2 separate regions of the Homo sapiens genome follow, and region 2 is linked to region 1. Evidence: chromatin contacts called from ENCODE Hi-C data. All regions are on one chromosome and are shown on one strand. The core of a region is the stretch at or near the end of the contact, and the rest is flanking DNA. Distances in the headings are between cores, read along the strand shown.

What was found. A loop is a pair of places that touch in the nucleus more often than their neighbours do. Pooled maps may share reads with other maps.
Region 2: a loop to region 1 is called in a pooled map, with 2.8 times the contacts of the local background. The contact joins the enhancer-like site here to the promoter of COG5 in region 1. A Hi-C loop is called at or near these places in 4 of 50 pooled maps.

What each region holds. Positions count from the first base shown.
Region 1 is chr7:107,561,419-107,568,856 of GRCh38, forward strand. COG5 (component of oligomeric golgi complex 5) reads right to left here and starts at 2,502. Exons shown (of 22, transcript NM_006348.5): 1 at 2,385-2,502. The coding sequence starts at 2,478. It overlaps DUS4L-BCAP29 (DUS4L-BCAP29 readthrough), which reads left to right and starts at 2,553. Exons shown (of 13, transcript NR_163941.2): 1 at 2,553-2,791; 2 at 3,170-3,258; 3 at 5,632-5,768. DUS4L (dihydrouridine synthase 4 like) reads left to right here and starts at 2,553. Exons shown (of 8, transcript NM_181581.3): 1 at 2,553-2,791; 2 at 3,170-3,258; 3 at 5,632-5,768. The coding sequence starts at 5,653. RefSeq lists silencers at 2,381-2,591, 2,630-2,729 and enhancers at 2,430-2,549, 3,080-4,279.
Region 2 is chr7:106,765,587-106,773,024 of GRCh38, forward strand. No RefSeq gene overlaps it. Among named protein-coding and RNA genes, the nearest start is that of LINC02577, 5.7 kb to the right of the region's middle. Within about 2 kb of position 2,590, at least 4 of the 41 ENCODE cell types and tissues checked have a DNase peak (open chromatin) inside an H3K27ac peak, as active enhancers do.

The DNA.
Region 1 (7,438 bases), core at 1,252-3,751:
AGGAACCTGGAAAAGAGCACCTAGAGAATTAAGAATTTTTAAAAAGCACGGCACCCATAAACCGCATGAGGAAAGTATTTCAAGAAAGGAATCAAATGTTATTACAAGTTAAAGGACCAAAAAAGTGTCCATTTGTCGTATGTGCAAGAAAGTCATTGAAAACCTTGCAAAGTTACTTCAATGGCATAGATTGAGGGTGACTGAGTCCCCAGGAAACAGGAAGAAAAAATCCAGAGCAAAGTAGGAGGCACTATCCTTAGAACGGAGCAGAGACTCGGCCGGGCGTGGTGGCTCACGCCTGTAATCCCAGCACTCTGGGAGGCCAAGGCAGGCAGATCACGAGGTCAGGAGATCGAGACCATCCTGGCTAACACGGTGAAACCCCGTCTCTACTAAAAATACAAAAAATTAGCTAGGCATAGTGATGGGCGCTTGTAGTCCCAGCTTCTCAGGAGGCTGAGCCAGGAGAATGGCGTGAACCCCGGAGGCAGAGCTTGCAGTGAGCCGAGACTGCGCCACTGCACTCCAGCCTGGGCAACAGCGCGAGACTCCGTCTCAAAAAAAAAAAAGAAAGAAAGAAAGAAAGGAGCAGAGGCTCCACTTCCGTTGCAATTGAAAAGGCAAGGGAAAAAAGGTGCAACAGATGGTTATACGTTGAGGTTAAATTCATAGGTTTGATGGGCAAGAAATGGAGAAAGTTCACATCTGATGGATCCTCTTTTTCTCCCCAGGGAAGCTTAAAGTCATTTGTTGAGCTTGAAGCGAAAGGTTTGAAAAGGGTAAAGAAGATTTAAACAATCACTGTGGAGAATGGCAGAGAACCAAGGAGGAAAATACAGAAGGCAGAACTGAAGAGTATTTACCGTCCAAGAACTGATTACAATTCCTGAAATACATCCTACTGAAACATATATCCAATGTTCCACTGTTCACCTGGGGAAGTCCTGTCTACAGTTTAAAACGTCTCCACCTAGAAAGCCTTTTCTGACATTTCCTAACCAGTTTCCAACCCCCAGTTATCATTCTCCTCTGTATTAATGCTCTACTTTATATGCAATCCTACTGCTATCTTACATCACTATATTACAGCACCTACCTTTATAGTCTACAAGATTATTTCCTCTACTAGATGGTGAACTACTTGAGGGCAAAAATTGCACGTGTATCAGGAGCAACTGCAAATATATCAGGGTCTCTGCCTTGTATCTAAAGTTTAAATTCAGTTTAGCCAAGTTTTAGACAGAGACCCGGTCCTAGAGTTTCCAACATGAAATAGTTCAGAAAACATCATTGCTTTTGACAAAAGTACATAAATTATCATGAAAAGGCACGTAATTCAGGATGACAATAAAATATTTAACAGTCAGAGAAAATAAACAATAATTTGGAACTTTATTTCATTTATTACCCACTTCGGTCTTCAAATGTGTGCATGTGCTTCTAACTGCGATGATGAATTTAAAAAACATTCTGCACCTACTGTATGCAAGATACTGCTATTCACACTGTGGGATATTAAAAAAAGTTTGCAATACAGAAGAGATTAAAACAAGTATACAAATGATTTTAGTACAAGGTAGAATGCGATGGCCACTAGAGAAAAAATTAAGAACAGGTGAGAAGGGCTTTATTTTTATGCTTATAAATGTGAACTTTATTCTGAAGGATAAGAGATTCGGGACATGGTAACTGGATTGACACAACTGAATATGCTTTTCAAGTATATTATATCTAACTTTTCTTATTTTGGGCAACTTCTCTCCAAACTGACTAGCAATAAAATCTGACTGCTAGATTCTGTACAAATGGTTAATCCCAACCTGAACAAATGTCTCAAACCCTCCCCCACGTGTCACTGTAGATAACTGCCTCATAAAGGAGGAAAAAAAAAACCAGCCTGTAAGAGGGGTCACCTGTACAGTCCATTTGTTAAAGGAGTAAGCGTTTCCAGCTCTACTTTAAAACAAGGCCCTATTTCATTATGCGTCTGCCGTCTGTTCTAGAGCTTACACTTTTGAAGAGCTCGAACGCTACACCCCTTCGTCAAGAACTGCGGCAGCAGCCGGTGGCTGCCAACGCGGTCCACAGGGTTTGGGCTCCCGAAACTTCAGGGAAGCTGGAGGCATGGGGGGGGGGGGGGTCGAGTTGAAATGAGGAACACACAGAAACCAAGTGTCCCCAAGACTCCAGAAAAGAGGGAGCCAGTCCCAGAGTAAATAGGTTGGCTAGAACAGTACCCAAGCCAGGGGGCCGGGCGGAGGGGAGTGGTCACGTCCAGACTGGAAAACTTTCTGCAAAGCAACGGGTTGGGTCCACCTCGCTGTCCAGGTGCGGAGCAGCGCAGACCCCCAACCCCACGACCTGGTCAGACCCCGTCTCCTTACCGTCCTGCAGAAGTTCCCGGACTGTAGCTGCAGCCGCTCCAGAGCCTCGAGCTCCGAGGCCAGCTACAGCGACGCTGCCGCCGCCACCTTCCATGTTGGCAGGTGCCGGGTTGATGTCGTCAGCAGCAGAACGGCTCCGCCCAGGTGGTGACGCAGAATCCCGGCGCCGCCCGCCCACCCAGCCCATGGCTCCAGGCCCACCTGGCGAACTGACTCTCAGCCCGCGCCTGGGCTAAGCCTGGCTAGGAGCCGCGCAGGTACTCGAGCAGTGGGCGCCCAGGGTCCGAGTGCTCTGCGCCCAGCGCACCGAGGGAGCCAAGGCCGTCGGGCCGGCGCTTTCAGCTGTCTCTCGCAGCAGCTCAGGGCCGCGCCCCCTGGGCTGGCGTCGTGCCCTAGCCAAGGAGAAGGTGGGCACCGGAACGTGGCCGCAGCGCTTATCTGTGAAGCAAGTATTAAACCTCAGAACAGGGGCCGCGCGGCGTAAGGCAGGAGAGCAGAGCGGAGGTTTCAGGGAGCTTCGTTTGCCCTCCACACTCACAAGAGTCACGCGTTAGTTGCTACACAGCTTTATCTGTTCCACGCCTTGATTGGCACTCCTGGGGTAATAAAAGCCCGCAGGAAATGCTTGGGAAGAAAAGTTGCTGGGGATGAACAGTGAAGAGAATTAGGGAGAGTCGATGAAGAAGGAAGTCTGAACCATAAAAGGACCAATAAAACTCACTGTCTCTACCCTCCTTCCTTCCCATGAGACCTTTGACCTTTTGCCTTTTCTACTTCTTCCTCAGTTTCAGTCACGTGCCAGACTTTTTCTTAATTACAAACTGATAGATGGTCCACATCTCAACTAACAGTATTGACGCTGTAAGAGCATCAGGTTGGTTCCCATTGTATCTTCTTTACTAATACGTTCGCGTTTTTGACCTAGATTTCTTTCTTCTAAGATAAATACTGATAAATTAACAGGGTCAGGCAACCACAAGTATGCAAGACAGTCTTAAGCTTCTTCGCAAAAAGAAGCTGGAAGATGACTTTTTCATTTTGTACAGTAGGTATGTATCCAGGAAACCAATTTTATCCAGTTCCAGAGCTACGTGGTTTTCTACATTCTGTTTCAAAAAGGTGCTATTACTTATCCTGTGCTTATCGCTGTTCTAAGTATTTTATAACTCAATGCATTTCATACTCATAACACCTCAGGTAAGCAAGTCTTATGCTACACTGCATTATGCTCTCTTTGTCTCAGAGGATTTTCCCTAGTATGTAAGATCTTAGTCATGATGGGAATAGGGGTGATTCATTCATTACTTGTGAATTAGGAATTGTTTTTCCTTCCTTGGCTTTATTCCCCCCAGTGGAAGATTTTAGAAGAGTGAGTAATATTCATTCATACAGCGAAAGTTTTGACCCCTCTACTCTGCATGCTCTCATGAGTTTACAAACATAAGACTCAATCCATATTCTAAAAGGAGTTAATAGGTAAGGTAGGAACCCATTTAAACAAACAATTGTACCAGGTGCTTTGGAATCTTTGGATTTACTTATTCCAGTAATTCCAAGCTTAGCTGCACATTGAAATCACCTGAAGAGCTTTAATAAAAACACTGATGCCTGCATCCTGAGCCCAGACGTTTGGATTTAATTGGTCTAGGGTATGGCTTGGGCATGCTAATTCTTAAAAGCTCCTCGGGTCATTGTAGTGTACAACTAAGGTAGAAAGCTACTGATTGTTTTGTTTTGTTGAGTTGGGGTCTAGCTCTGTTACCCAGGCTGGAGTGCAGTGGCAGGATCGTGGCTCACTGCAGCCTCAACCTCCTGGGCTCAAGGGATCCTCCTGCCCAAGCTTCTGGAGTAGTTGGGATCACAGTCGCTTGCTACCACGCCCAGCTGATTTTTATAATTTTTTTAGAGATGGGGGTCTCACTATATTGCCCAAGCTGGTCTCAAACTCCTGGCCTTAAGCAAGCCTCCCACCTTGGCCTCCCAAAATGCTGAGTTTACAGGTGTGAGCCCAGTCCCCTGAAACCTACTGATTTATTCTTTCAGCAAATAAATATTGAGGCCTTCTGTATGCCATTTACTATGACTGCAGGAGTGGATAAAAATGAAGTAATTCTTGCTAAAATCACTAATGACCTTGTTGCCATTGCGCTTTATTTTTGCCTTACTTTGATGTTTAAGATACCTATCCCCTCCTTCCTTCATAATGGTCTCTCTCGTTTTCTGAGTATCACTCTTTAGGTTTATTCCTCCCAGCTCCAAAGTTCATCTTCAGTCTCTTTTGCTCTCCCCTTTTCCTCTGTTACTTAAATATTGGTGCTTCCAGCGGTTTCTTGCAAGATCCTGACATCCTTAAGTACCTTGGCTATTTTTAATTTCAACTCCTTGCCTAAAGGTTAAAGACTCTAAAGTTTGAGCAATTAGACCATTCTAAAGTTGGCCCATATCTGATTCTTTTTTTTGTTGTTGTTATTTTCTGCTTCATTTTTCCTTCATACATACCTGTTTCTAAGTTACTGAGGCCAAGGACTGGAATATGAAAAGTAGCCAACACTGTGAAATAGTAGGATTTTAAGTATAGCAAATGTAAAACATTTACAAACTCCATAATTTCATCACTCGTACCTGTACCTCTTGGGGTATAAAAGTGATTTACAATGCAATTGTAGAATTATAATTGAAATTTTCACTAGATAATATCACATTAAAATTTTTAAAAATAATTAACGTTTGTTTATCTTCTGATTCACAGACAGAACAGGATTCAAGAATTACAATAAAAGCACCAGCATATCTTTTGAAACACTGACTACTTAAGAGTTGCTCTATTAATGCCATTTAACTTTCCTGAATAAAACAAGATATTTCCAAATGCCAGTCGAGTATCATATATAAAATAATTCAAACCAAATTTCTTGGCTTACCAATCCCAACAAAGTAACATGTAAAAAATTTTTAAATAACATGAAAACTTACAACATGGTAAACTAGGGAAAAAAAAAAAATCTCGTTTTCTGCATCTTGTGTTTCCACAACTATCTTGGGTAGTTTTCCACATCTATTTATCTTACAAATAGAGGCAGCATTCTATAGTATCATATTGGATACTGTGAAAATAAGCTATTAATAAAAAAATTTCTGAGCCCACAAGCCTGATAAAAAATATATGTTGTTGGCAGTTGAAATTGTTAGAATGGAATTAATATAGTGAAAACATATTTTCTCTATACAAGCTTATTGTCTTTTTCAGATTTGAAACATATCTGTATTAATGAAGAGTGACTGCATGCAAACGACAATATGTCAGGAAAGAAAAAAAGATCCCATAGAAATGTTTCATTCTGGACAGCTGGTAAAAGTCTGTGCCCCAATGGTTCGATATTCAAAGTAAGTGTTGCAAAATGATTAATGAACTAAGATGAAATTTCCCTTTTATGCTCTGACTTTTTAAAAGTACTGTAAGACCACCCACCATATGGGAACTTCAAACTCTTAGCTTTGGAATCATGACTTAGAATTGAGTCATGATGCTACTACTTGCCTAGTATATATGTGATCCTGAGTAAACAATTAACTTCTCTGAGCTGCACTTTTTATATCTATAAAAATGGTGGTGGTTGTAACTCCTACCTATAAGTATATAATGGATATTAAATAGATATAAGTATTGATGTATAGATTTTTATGTGAACTTAAGTCTTGGGACAAATAGGAGTGCAATTATGGGTCCTAAGGTAGTTGTGTGTTCAGTTTTCGAAGAAATATTTCTTCGTATCTTTTGCTCATCTTCTAATTGGATTGTTTGCTCTTTTACTATTGAGTTTTTTTAGAAGTTTGTTATAAAATATACGTAACATAAAATTTACCTCTCGATCATTTTTAAGTATACAGTTCAGCAGTGTTAATTACATTCACATTGTTGTGCATCTGATCTCTAAAACTCTTTTCATCTTAGAAGATGGAAATTCTATCACATTAAACTGTGACTCCCCATTCCACTGTTCCTCACAGCAGCCCCTGGCAACCATTATTCTACTTTCTCCCTCTATGAACTTCACTACTCTAGGTACCTCATATAAGTCTTATACGTATTTGTTCAGAACTGGATTTATTTTGCTAATATTTTATGCAGCATAACATCCTCAAGGTTCATTCATGTTGTAGCATATATCAGACTTGTTCCTTTTTAAGGCTGAATAATATTCCATTTTATGTATATTTTGTTCATTCATCTGTTGATATCCATTCATATATTGATAGAACACAAGATAACTTCCACCTTTTGGCTACTGCAAATAATACTGTCATGAACTATGGGTGTACAAATACCCATATACAAATACCCATGGTTCGTAACAGGTCTCTGAGACCCTGCTTTCAATTCTTTTTGACTATGTACCCAGATGTAGAATTGCTGGATCATATGGTGATTCTATGTTTAATTTTTTGAGCAACTACTGTACTGCTTTCCATAGCAGCTGCACCATGTTACCTTACCACCAGCAGTGAACAAGAGTTTTAATTTCTCCACATCCTCATCAACACTTGTTATGTTCTGGGAGTTTTTATTTTATTATTATAATCATCCTAATGGGTGTGAAGTGGTATCTCATTGCAGTTTTAATTTGCATTTCCCTAATGATTAATGATGCTGAACATCTTTTTGTGTGTTTATTGGCCATTTGTATGTTGTCTTTGTAGAAGTATCTATTCAAGTGCTTTTGTCCATTTGTTTGTTTTCTTGTTTTCTATTATACTCTAGATATATATTCTGCTTTGTCAGATGTGTGATTTGCACGTATTTTCTCCCTGTATATGGCTTGTCTTTCATGCTCCTAACAGGATCTTTTGCAGAACAAAAGTTTCATTTTAATGAAGTCTAACATCAATTTTTCCTTTTGTAAATTGTGCTTTCGATGTCAAGTATAAGAAACCTTTATGTAGCTCCAGATCCTGAATATTTTCTCCTAAGTTTTTTTCCCTAAAAGTTTTATAGTTTTATGTTTTGCATTTAAGTCCATGATCAATTTTGCATTAACTTTTATGTAAGTGTGAGG
Region 2 (7,438 bases), core at 1,340-3,839, 800 kb before region 1:
GTCCTAGTTACTCAGGAGGCTGAGGTGGGAGGATCACTTGAGCCTGAGAGATCAAGTCTGCACTGAGCTATGATTGCACCACTGCACTCCAGTCTGGGTGACAGAGGAAGACCCTATCTTTAAAAAAAAAAAAAAAAAAAGTAAAGCTTCTGCATAATTGTTCCTCTTTGCAGTAGGTGTTATTGGGGTCCTACTCAGGTCCTGTTTATCTGGTAAATGCCTGCATTCCCCAGCTGTGTGAATGTTGGCTGTTGGCAACTCACAGCTGTACCCCTAACCTAAGAATAGCCTTCAGCAGAGCTGTCTTGCCTAGAAATGCCTGTAAGGCGTATGCCTCCCTACCCAACACACACACCCTCCATAGGCAGCACACAGGCAATGACTGACTGATGAAGAAGCACAAAAGACCCAAGGAAGGACAATTCTGTGATACCATTCATGCCCCAGAACTCCCGCAGGATCAGGTTGGGGTCAGACTTTAGCGTACACGCATCTTTGCCCAGCTTCCTCCCCTCCCGTCCCCTGCTCAGCTTACTCCTCTACTGGCTTCTCCTGAACCCACTCCCTTAATGAGTCACTCCATTTCAGGCTCTCCTACTAGAGAACCTGACCTAAGGCACTTGCCTTGAACATTTCCAGAAATAGAGCTGTCTGCCTCACAAGGCATGCCATTCTGTTTTTGGACAGCTCTGATCATTAGAAAAGTTTTATTATTTTATTAGGATCACACTGCCTCTGTAATCTCCACACATGAGTCTATGTAGAGTAAGTCTAATCCCTTTTCCACATGACGGCCTCTCAGATATTGGGGCAGGGGGGATTCCTTCTTAAATCTACTTTATTTTTAGGCTATGAGAAAAAAGGGGGAGCTTTTTTAAAAAGTTTTTTAAAAACTATACAATAATATTCTAACTCAGAGTAATGTCTGCCTGACAACAAAATTGCATGAAGCAAATAATGAAAAGTCAGCCAGAAGAAAATCTGAAGAAGCTTATTTCAAATCCACTGGGTGCCAGGGGCAGAGAGAGGGGGTGGGGCAAAAAGACGTACCCAGCACAAGAGTGAAGAAGAGATCAAATCTCAGGAAAAGATAAATCAGACATAAACTACTCAAAACCAGACACAATGAAAGACTGCAAGGATCCCACAGAAGAGAAACCTTATAATTCTCCAGAGATGATGTCATAGAAGTAGACCTAAAAAAACTCTAGGACTCAAATGTGTATATGTCACATGCACACCGTATCCATACTTTGAAGATTTTTAGATAAGGATTGGTAAACACTGTCTCAGGATCATTGAGACTTACTGATGAGATGCATACCTGGAATACAACATTAAAAGAGCATGCATACCTTGTTCAAAAGGAAAACGTTTCCTCGAAAGGATAGGATAGGAAAATTGTATGTCAAGAATATATATATTCCAATGGAAATTTAAAATCTGAGAGTAGAAGTATTTAAAAGGGGATAAACCCGGAAAGAGATGGAAGTAGTATCTTTGAAGGACTGTAATACAGATACCCAGCACATGAAGGAAATTGGGTAAAACAATCCTAGATAGCTCTCATGAGCAGGGCAAAGTCAGAGATAACCAGGTCCATGCATGTTTGTGTCTCCACAATGTCAGATTTTTACTGATGCTATTTTAACCACAAAAGCCACAAGCTACATGGAGTTCTCAAGAAGGCAACTCTCTCCTTAGTACTTCTCGTTCACTCCGTAGTCAGAGCACACAGCTCAAGCCACTCCACAAGTCAGTCAACATTGCAAACCATATATAGTAGTATATTTCATCAACATATAAATGTTAAGATTAAACATTCCACACCAAAGTAATATTTAACATCAAGAGAAAGGGAATAGGAAAAAGGATTAATGAAGTAGTCCGAGGAAAGTGACGATGAAGACAGAAAGAATCTCCTGGTCTGTGCTCGGCGGTCCAGGAAAGGTCTTGAAAGGAAAAGTCTTTGATGTGGGCAGAGCCTTCAGCAGCAGATGCCAGGTGTTGATCACTAGTGACAGTAAGAGCATGTCAGTTAAGATGGCCGCTTTGAGCTGCTGAAGCCCTGCTCTTTTTACGACCACCAGAGGACTGATAGTGGAAGTGTGTGCTTGTTTATGCCCTTATCTGGTTGGATGCAGTCTTTATTTATTACAAATTTATTAAGCAAACATCGTATCCCTGTTGGCAAAATGTCCCGTGAAATGTAAGATGGAGTCTTTTTTTTAAGATGGAGTTACTTATGTCAAGGGTGCTCAATACAATAGCCTTTGTTGGGGCTTTATAACTTAAAATGTGCTTTCTCACATTTTCTTCAATCTCAGAGAAGACTTATCAGATGAATAATACATTATCATTATTTTATGGAAGTTATAAGTGATTAATTGACCATGCCCTGTTAAATTAAGTTTAGCCTAAAGCTGCCTCCTTACATATTTTTAAGTTGAGGCTAAAGGTTTCTCTGCACATAGTGAACTGTAACCTAACTGGATGTATCAACAGACTGTAACTTGCTCTTGTACCCATCACTGAGCTTCAGCCAATTGCAGATGGCCAACTGTTTAAACCACGTTCAAATAAGACAAACATCAAGCTGTAACAATCCAGCTGTTCCTATTCCTCACTTCTGTTTCACTTTCATTTTTCTGTTCATAAATCCTTTTCACGTGAGTCTGTCTGAATCTATTCTGGTTTGGGGATTGCCCAGTTCATGAAACATTCTTTGCTCAATTAAACTCTGTTAAATTTAGTTTGTCCAAAATTTTTCTTTTAGCAGCTGCAGATCGCCCAACTCATCGGTGGTAGGTCTAAGACTCGAGCATGGGTCTTTAAGCCTAAAGTCTATATTCTTGCCACATAGCCATGCTATCTTCTGATACATGTAGCAAAACTGCTACAGAATTGGCCACCTGGAACCAGTTAGTGGTATCCTGCTATTAACCACATGTATTGGTTACCTGATGCTGCCATAACAAATCACCACAAACTAGGTGGCTTAAAACAACAAAAAATTATTATCTCAGTGTTGGCAGCTAGTAGTCTGCAACTAAGGTGCTGGCAGGTTGATGTTTTCCTCTGACGCCTCTAGGGAACCTTCCTTGCCTCTTCCTAGCCTCTAGCAGTTGCTTGCCACCCTTGGTGCTCCCTGGCTTCTAGATGCATCACTGCAGTCTCCACCTACGATCTTCTCCCTGTCTGTGTCCCTGTGTCCCAATGCTCCTCTTTTTATAAGGATCCAGTTATATTGAATTTAGGGCCCATTCTAATCCAGTATGACCTCGTCTTAACTTGATTACATCTGCAAAGACTGTATTTTCAAATAAGGTCATATTCACAGGCTCCAGGTGAACATAAGCTGGGGAAAGGCACACATTCAACCCAGCGCACAGCAGACGGAGAGTTTGTTCTTGGTTTGGGTTACTGACAATTTTCCCTCAGCAGGTAAAGGAATACATTTAGGAAATTTTTGTCCTGGATTCCAACAAGAAAGAAGGAGGTGTCAAATGCAGAAACAAGCAAACCTTGGAATAAAATGGCCTTGATGTTTATAATAGTGAAAAAGGTAATGGTCAGACCTTCAGAAAGGGGGCTTCATAAAAAGTAAGGAAAATAATAGTGCCCAAGGGAATATGTTTAGAAGAGGAATGTAGACTCTGAAAACAGGATTACTTGAGCATTACAAAAATGATCCTGTTTAGGAGGAAAGATATGCTGTCTGGAAAGAAAATATAATAGAAATAATCTCAGATAATTGACCATAAACAAGCTTGTGCTGAAAACATAAACAGCAAGAATAGAATAATAGTCTAGGAGCACACAGTTCTCAGAGAGGAGGTAAAAGGAGGGTTAGATCTGGAGTAGTAAGACTCGAGGTTCCTATGGCTCAGAGGACGGATGGGGTGGACAGACCCAAGCATGCGATAAAAGAAAGGGAAAATTTGTTTAGAGTATTATGAGAATAAAGTCTTAAAATAAAGTAGGGGCGGAGATAAATACTAAAGACAGCAAGAAAGCTGTTTTTCTTTTTAATCTCCGTAGCCAAGAAAAGATCTGGGAAGAAAAACCTATGCTGTATCTCAGACAATATCACCTTAGGCCAAGCATGGTGGCTGACACCTGTAATCCTAATGCTTTGGGAGGCCAAGGCAGGAGGATCACTTGAGCCCAGGAGGACCTCTTGCCCACCAGCCTGGGCAACAAAGTGAGACTCCATCTCTACAAAACTTTGTAAAAAATTAGCCAGGTGTGGTAGCACACGCCTGTGTTCCCAGCTACTCGGGGCTGAGGTGGGAGGATCACTTGAGCCCAGAAAGTAAACCCTCACTAGCCATGTTCACTCCACTGCACTCCAGCCTGGGCCACAGAGCAAGACCTTGTCTCAAAAAAAAAAAAAAAAATTACAATATAACCTTAACAAATGATAACATAATCAAAGAACCATTCAATTTTCTGCTTCCTTCCATATTCTAAGAGAGATGAACATCAATTTTGAAGCAAACATTATGAAGAGAGAATTAAAACCTACAATAGAAAAAGAGATAGTAAGAGAAATCTTCACTTACTCTGAATGACTTCAAAACTTCTGTTAATACAAATTCTATCCCAAAGTATCAAAAGAGTTTGCAGATGAGATCAGAGAACTGCTCCTGAGAATCAAGGAGAATGGAAAAGGTGACTAATGGCTGGAAAATGTTTCTACTTCTAAAAATAGTGAAAGAATGAGATCTGTATGTAAACTGATGAGCCTCATGCAGACGCCAAACAAAATTCTAAAATGGATGATTTGTAGGCAAGATACAGTAAACAAATACTAACCAGTGTGAATTCACTAAGAACAAGTCATGCCAACCAGTCTCACTTCTTTTCTTAGATTTGGTTGCCTGTGTGTCAGGAGGAAGGCATGCACATGGTATGCCTTGGTTTTAGCATAGCATTTGCCAAATATCGTGATGCACACCTTTTGTTGTTAAGATGGAGGAATGAGGGCCCAGGTAACAGCAAGATGACTGGTGGTTTGCTGCATAGTTAGGCATTCAATGTCACCCAAAGAATATTGGCCAAAGACTTGACTTCCACCTTAAAAGGCAAACTCCAAGAATTTATGATTTGCTCATTTCTGTTCAATATTTTTGTCAAAAACATGAAAACCACAGAATGCATGTTTATGAATATTTCAATTTAAAAATTAGGGAGACAGAGCTAATACACGAGGAGACAATTCAAAACTATTTCTTCATATAGAAATCAGGCCCAAAACAAAGAAAATACAAATTATTTGGGATAAACATAAGGCCAAAAAAAAAGAGAGAGACAGAGAGACTAATAATACCAATAGCTTACATTTATTGAACAGTTACTATGCATTATATAGTCACATGCCATATATACATATGTTTTGAGACTGGATCTTGCTCTGTTGCCCAGGCTGGAGTGCAATGGCACAATCTTAGCTCACTGCAACCTCCCCGTCCCAGGCTCAAGCAGTCCTCCCACCTCAGCCTCCCGATAGCTAAGACTACAGGCACGTCACCATGTTTGGCTAATTTATATATATTTCATAAAGATGGGGCTTCATCATGTTGCCCAGGCATTATATTTTTTAACCTCATAACCACCACATTATCATTAGAATTATTGCTTTTAAAATTTATCAGCGAGGAAGCTAAGCCTGAGGGGCTAAGTAATTTCTGCAATTTATAGTTAGTAAGTGGCCAAGACTTAAATCCAGGTGTGCCTAAATTCAGGGCTTATGGTTTTAGCAACTTTACTAGTCTCATCAATGCAGGAATGGAGGTTACTTGGCATTAACTTATTTTGAGTTTTAATTGAAAACACCCAGATAAAAGTGTTAATATTGCACAGTAGCCACTTAATAATGCTATCTTCTTTCTTACTACAACATTGAAAATTTAGGAGAAACTTGATAGTTGAATTCAAATAATTTAAGAATTGATAAAATCTATGTAACTCAAAACAAAAAAAACTAAGATTACAGTTAAAAATTACACTGTGATATATATATATCATATATATATGATGGAATATAGGCAATGACTTATTTATGTTAAAAGATGGAAGAAACATAGATCAGTGTAGTTAAAGCCCAGTGTAGTTCAACCATATATATATGATATATATATGATGGAATATATATATATATATATCATATATACATAATGGAATTATATACATGATATATATCACATATATATGATGGAATATATATATATATATATATATATATATATATATATATATATATATATATCTCGCAGTTTCTTTATCCACTAATTGATTGATTGGCATTTGGGTTGGTTCCATGATACATATATCATATATACATGACGGAATATATATATCATATAATATATATAATATATATATCATATGATATATATATACATATATTATATATATCATATGATATATATAATACATATATTATATATATATCATATGATATATATAATACATATATTATATATATATCATATAATATATATAATACATATATTATATATATATCATATAATATATATAATACATATATTATATATATCATATAATATATATAATACATATATTATATATATATCATATAATATATATAATATATATATTATATATATATGATGGAACACTACTCAGCCATAAAAAGGAATGAATTAATGACATTCACAGCGACCTGGATGAGATTGGAAACTATTATTCTAAGTGAATTAACTCACGAATGGAAAACCAAACATGGTATGTTCTCACTTATATGCGGGAGCTAAGCTATGAGGACACAAAGACATAAGAATGATACAATGGACTTTTGGGACTTGGAGGGAAGGGTGGGAGCCTGGTGAGGGATAAAAGACTACAAATAGGGTGCAGTATATAGTGCTCAGGTGATGGGCACACCAAAATCTCACAAATCACCACTGAAGAACTTAACTCATGTAACCAAATACCACCTGTACCCCAATAACCTATAGAAAAATAAAATAAAAATGAATGACAAAAAAATTACACTGAGATAAATTTTTGTTCAATAACATGAACATTTTTCTATATTGTGGCTTTCCAACCACGGAATAAACTACCTTGCACAGGAATAAGTTCTGTATCAGCATTTCTATGAGTGGGTAGTTGAACTGAGAGGAGAAATCTCTAGGTGATTTCTCAGTCTTCTAAATCTAAGGTTCAATAAAGAAAACAGTTTAAAGGTTAAGTGGTGCAAAAAGGAATTCCTGAGAATCACTGACTCATAACTGCAAGGAAACTTGTAGTCATCAGCAACATAAGTTAAACAAGTTGTGGTCTAAAGCCTAAGTCTCCTATTTTAATTCTTTTAGGAAGGTAAGAAACCCTCGGAACACTCCACTTATTCTATTTTATTTATCCTCAGAGTGTTTATTGAAGGTACAGCAGTCATCAACATCCCCGTTTT